Regions from separate parts of the Homo sapiens genome. Here region 1 is linked to region 2. The links are chromatin loops, found by intact Hi-C in ENCODE. Cell type or tissue: gastrocnemius medialis. All regions are shown on one strand. Each heading gives the region's core, and the rest is flanking DNA. Links, peaks and the distances in the headings are about the cores only.

Region 1 (2,912 bases), core at 183-2,682, 290 kb after region 2:
GTGGGCAAGGGTGCCTGTCCCCCAGCAGGCCACTCCTGGCAACAGGCCAACGCCACGCCCTGAGGATGAACAGAGGGCACCAACAGGAACCTCCACTTCTCACTCCAGCCCCATGTGCCCAGGCAAACCCTCTCCCGGGGTACCAGCTCTTCTGAGAGTTGAGTCCGGATGCCTGTGGTTATTCTTCCTTCTCTGGAAGTTTCCTCGTTCCAGGGACCGCCTCTATTCTGAACCACATGAGGATCCACTTAATAGGTTGTGGCTTCTCGATGAAGGTCTCACTCTTCATCCCACCCCATCAGTTTAATTGAGGAAATTACTCAGACTGTCCCAATGGGAAATTCAGCTTCAAATATGTCCTTGTTATGCCCTTTACCTCAGGGCAGACACGGAATGTGCTGTTATCTGGGTTGTGATCCCACTTCTCTCTCAAGTCCTAAAACCGAAATATTAACATGCACATTGATAATATGCACAGGATTAAAGAACAAAAATGTCAGCAGAAGCAGCACATTCCACGGGCATTCCAAATTTCTTGCTATTATAAAATATCACCCTGATTAAGACATGCCAATCACTCCAAGCCAAGTAGAGCCCTCCACCCCTACAAGCCACCTCACCCTGATCATCCAACACTCAGCTGAGAACACACTCTCTTGTGATGACACCATCCTCGCCTCTCCAATATCAGAGTGACCTTCACACTCCGCATCATCTCATTTTGGCTGGACTCCCAGCCTTCCACCGCCCAGGCCTGAGAGAGCCTTCTGGGAACTTGCCCTTATCATTGCTTACATCCCTCCCACCTCCCCCACTCCAACACCTCCCCTCCAGCCACCAGCAGTTCCCAGCTGACCATCCAGCCCTCATCCCAAACTTCACCCCACCCAACAAAGCTCAGTACAGACCATCAGGATGGTGTATGGGCTTTATTTTCCTGGTAAACACATTTCTGACCAATCATTACCATTTGCTCTTTTGTGCTAAACTTCAAAGTGACGGAACCAAATGTAGGTATTCAGCTTGCCCAAGCTTGGGCTGGTTTTTCTCAGTCGTCTTCACCCCTGTGTTTGAAAGGGTTCCTGGGGTAGTTCTCCCAGCCACAGCTGCACAGGGGCTCACTGGATAACTGCAGATTCACCTTCACTACCTCCTGGGTGGATGAGCTTGGGTGAGTTAGTGGATGTCTTGGAAGCTCAGTTTTCTCGTCGAAAACAGCGGCCTCAAGGAGCTGCAGTGAAGATGCAGGCAGTGGAGGAGCGGAGGGCACGCAGCATACACAGCCTCCTAGTAGGTGCCCAAGGAATGCAGCCGCTAGCGTCCAAGGACTGCAGTGACTAATCTTGGCATTTAGCCTCCAGACAACTGGGGAAATAGCTTTTGGCAAAGTCACCTGTGCTGTCCCTTTACAGCAAGTGTTTCACATATCTTGTGGTGGTTCCTCAACATCCCTTGAGAATTATTTACCACAGATTAGGTTAAAATTTGGAGAGTTAAAAAAAAAAAAAAAAGGTCAAATCCTTAGTAGATCAACCTCATAAGCTTGTTTTGGGGGTGAGGCCTGTCCAGATCTGGTTACTGGGCAATGTCCTTCCAAATCCAATTCTTGTGCTGGTTTCACAGGCCTGTTACCTAAGGGATGCAATGGCTGCTTTGGGACACAAGGTAGACATTGTCGAGAGGCCTCAGCGTTCTCCAGACCATCAGAGTGCCACGGGATTGTCTCGTGTATCTAGTTATATTAAGAGAAGAGGAGTCCCACGCAAGCCTGTTCCAGAAAACCCACCCTCCAGGCATCAGCACCTGGGCATTTTAAATTATCTCATTTGAGATAGAAATATTTCTATAATAAATTACACTAACCTGCTCTCTTAATGAATTTGATCTTTCCTTAGTGACTTGGGTGCCTATTAAAATGCCTACTGTAACACGCTGTCATAAAGGAGTGCTCTCAGGATCCCGGCAGTGCCCGGGATTTTGCCTGACACTACATGACTCAGAGGGTCTACTTCCCTTAGTTTCAGTCAGTTGTCACATCCTGCTCTTGTCAAGGGGTCTGCCTTGACAAGCCCACCCTTGCCTGTTCTGTGTGCTACTGCTAACCTCCTGTGGGATGAGAACCAAGGTGATCCTCTGAGTTGAGGCTGCTTTGGGTTAAGGGGTGATAACGTCCTTCTTGCCCTGTGTTCCAGCCATCACCCAGACCATAAAATGCTCCCACGAGCGATCGGTGCACCTTTTCATCGACTCCTTGCTGCACGCCGGCACGCAGAGCATGGCCTACCCGTGTGGTGACATGAACAGCTTCAGCCAGGGCCTGTGCCTGAGCTGCAAGAAGGGCCGCTGCAACACGCTGGGCTACCACGTCCGCCAGGAGCCGCGGAGCAAGAGCAAGAGGCTCTTCCTCGTAACGCGAGCCCAGTCCCCCTTCAAAGGTGAGTGTGGAGCTGGGGAGCCTTCAGAAGGGCAGGATGCAGTCCCCTGTCCAAAGGGCTCAGAAGTCCCCTTGGCTTCTTTCCTGGAGGTGCTTCAGCTCTGCTGTTGCGGTGTTTCTGAAACTGTGCAGGCTCCAGACAGCAACGTTGACACAGCCTTTCTCCTGTCCCAAGAGTGTGGCCACCTTGCCGCCAAGGGCTAGGAGGAGAAACCTCGACCATTTCTGAAACGATCCTTGGGTTGGCCTCTCTGTCCATTTTCATGCTCCCCTAGAATGTTAGATCTGCAAGGCCACACGCAGTTTACCTGGGCCACCCGGATCTCACTGTACAGGGACGTCAGGCATCTCCAAACACATCCTAGAACCCAGTTCTTTCATCTCTGTTCACGGCCCCCATGAAAAAACTGGATTCTAGACTGCATTTCATTTCTTCTAAGATTTGAATCAGCTGATCTGATAGGACATGATATTCACC
Region 2 (2,912 bases), core at 203-2,702:
AAAGTCACCCTGGGTTGACAACCTTGTAATGTAAGCGGCTTTGTTTCTCTTCTGCTCTCTTTCCTCTCCTCCAGGTTAGCACTTCTGGCCACCAGTCAGGTGTTTTCACCCTTTCTGTGCCCACTGTCCTCAAGTGGGTAAGAGTTAGACACAATTGTTTAAATGGTGAGTTATTTAGACCCAGAGAGATAGGTTCTTCCTCTGTAAAGTGGGTAGTATGTTTTGGCTGTGTCCCCATTCAAATCTTAACTTGAATTGTATCTCCCAGAATTCCCACATGTTGTGAGAGGGACCTAGGGGGAGGTAATTGAATTACGGGGGCCGGTCTTTCCCATGCTATTCTCGTAATAGTGAGTAAGTCTCACGAGATCTGATGCGTTTATCAGGGATTTCCGCTTTTGCTTCCTCTTCATTTTTCTCTTGCCACCACCGTGAGAGAGGCACCTTTCGCCTCCCACCATGATTCTGAGGCCTCCCCAGCTACGTGGAACTGTAAGTCCAGTTAAACCTCTTTTTCTTCCTAGTCTCAGGTATGTCTTTATCAGCAGCATGAAAATGGACTAATACAGTGGTGATAATAAAACTAACCACCAACCTCATCGTGCCAGAGGACATAAATGAGATTCAACGTTTATGAAGCACCAGCCCAGTGTCCGCATACAGGAGCTGCTCCATAAAGACCATCTGCTGGCCTCTCCTATTGTTTACCAAACCGGCTTCCAGGAAAGAGGGTGCTGTTAGTCATCGACACCTTTTGGGAATGCATTTCATTAAATTCCTTCCCTGCAACTGAAAGCACCCTTTTCAGAGTAGATGAATGGCTTTTACCCTGCCAAGGGGAAAGATGGGCACAGGCCAGTCCCCATCTTCCTAAAACTCCTGAAACTCACTCCCTCGTCTCCTTACTTGGTTGCCCACCAATGGCTTTGGAAAGCCAATTTTTGGCAGATCAAAAACTGCACTTTGCTGTCTTGAAGTGCTGTGCTGTGTCTGTCACAGGATCTCAATAAGGGTAGTGCTATTTTCAGATCAGATCAGCAGACACACCCAGAATGCCAAGGACACAGCCACAGTCACCTGAATGTTGTGTGCCTGTTTGTTATTGTCACTAACAACAATGGTGTGGACAGAGCTGGGACTGGGGTGATGCCAGCAGGATGCTTAGGGTACAATATTTAAGGAGGCACCCTTTCAGTATCCTCCTCACCCTTGTGTGACCCTGAGGATGAGTGCCTGTTTAAGAATGAGTCTCCAGGGTGCAACATATAGTGAGGCACCAACTCTCAGGTCATGCAAAAGCAGGGTAGGCACAGACAGCGTGTCTCTTTCAGTGTTGCACCCTAGACACCTCACTTGCCTTTGGGGCAGCCCAAGAGACAAGGGCCTGGACCCAAGCCCAGATGCTGCTGTTAGAGCACCAGCTTTGCCAGCAATTAGCTGCGTACCCTTGAGCAAGTTTATGTCTCCTATTTCCTGCCTGTCCTGGTTCTATGACTCAAGGGCTACTTCACTCCTCTCAGTAATAGAGCACAACAATGATGGAAATGCCCATGACCTGGATGGATTAGGTCCCAACTTACATTTCATGTCTTCACAGAAGCATTTCCTGACCCTGTAGGCCACCCTCTGTCATGTGCTATTAGCAACCTGTTCATTTTATTCATAGCAGTTATCAGAACTTATTTTTATTTGTTGGTTTATATCAGGCAAGGTGGTGTACATTAAAGTGCAATCATAAACAACCCTCAAATCTCAGGAGCTTAAACAGTAAAAGTTTCTAGCTTTTTCACACCACACGTGCTTTGTGGGCTGGCTAGGAGGCTCGGCTCAGGGACCAGGCTGATGGGCAGCGACTGTATGGAGCACTGCCCTGGTCGTGGTGCCAGAGGGAAAAGAAAGCTTTAGAGAGCATTGCACAAACTGCTCAGCCCAGAAGGGCACCACACTTCCACTCACCACTCATTGGCCAGAACTGGTCAAGGGTCCATCCCGGAGGGCCTCAGTGATGTGTCCTCCTAACTCATGCCAGCAAAGATGGCATGAGTTAACTCAACCCAGAAAGCCCAAAGGTTTGGTGCGCAGTTCTAACGACTACCACATTATTTATTTGGTTTTGCCTGTCTCCCCTGACCAGAACGGCCCATCAGAGCAGGATGGTCTGTCTTCTTCATCATTTTAACCCCAGTGCTAGCACCTCACTGGTGCTTAATAACCATCTCTTGACTGACCAGATGGTTCTGATATTTTAGGATTGGTTATCAAGACTGTCTATTGGATGAATGTCATCTGTTCAGAGCCTGGAGGATTCAGAGCCCAGCTTACCAAGTTAACTGGACTCTCCTAAAAGGAGAAAAATAATGACTCTAACTACTGCTTTTCTTAATTTTCTCCTTGACTGCCTAACTGCAGAAGCAAATGAATAAGAACCTCTGAAAGCCTAGGAGAATAGTCCAAAATGGCAACCTATAATCTGAAATCTCTTTGTAATTTTATTCTTCATCTTAAAAAGTTCATGTGAATTTCACATTCTGTTGCATCTTATATTCATGGTCGTAAAAAAAACCACCAAGTTTTAAAATATTTAGCTGAGTAAAATTCATGCTCCCTGAACACGTGTCATGCTTCTTGTGGGGTTCAAGGTCCCCTAAGATCCCACCTACCTCACCTCCAGGGTGGTTTGCTCCAAGCCAGGAGAGGCGCTAAGCCTCCTGAGATATCTCCTGGGCCTTAAGGCTTAAGCTTAACTTATTAAGAACCTCTTCTGCATTTCTTTCCCACTCGGGATTCATTCAGGAATTATGGTGACTCTTTTTCTCTGATGGGGACAAAATTCCAATTATATATGGAACTTGACTTTGTCTAATGAAATCAGGAAAAGATGGTGATAAGGCCTCATTTTCTTTACCACAGGT

What was found. Hi-C counts contacts between places; a loop is a spot of excess contacts. Peaks named below come from ENCODE experiments on the same cell type or tissue, not always from the same donor. Only the 100,000 strongest peaks of a DNase experiment are listed, where the experiment ranks them.
Region 1: a loop joins it to region 2, with 3 times the contacts of the local background. A loop is called at or near these places in 5 of 110 quality-filtered maps.

What each region holds. Positions count from the first base shown.
Region 1 is chr15:58,546,138-58,549,049 of GRCh38, forward strand. It overlaps LIPC (lipase C, hepatic type), which reads left to right. Exons shown (of 9, transcript NM_000236.3): 6 at 2,193-2,435. Among named protein-coding and RNA genes, the nearest start is that of LIPC-AS1, 49 kb to the left of the region's middle. RefSeq lists an enhancer at 2,373-2,912. In gastrocnemius medialis, for the core only: no CTCF peak of the experiment used is centred there; DNase peaks (open chromatin) are centred at 684 and 1,324; H3K27ac peaks cover 895 bases.
Region 2 is chr15:58,259,707-58,262,618 of GRCh38, forward strand. No RefSeq gene overlaps it. Among named protein-coding and RNA genes, the nearest start is that of AQP9, 120 kb to the left of the region's middle. In gastrocnemius medialis, for the core only: no CTCF peak of the experiment used is centred there; DNase peaks (open chromatin) are centred at 715, 1,055, 1,395 and 1,877; H3K27ac peaks cover 2,500 bases.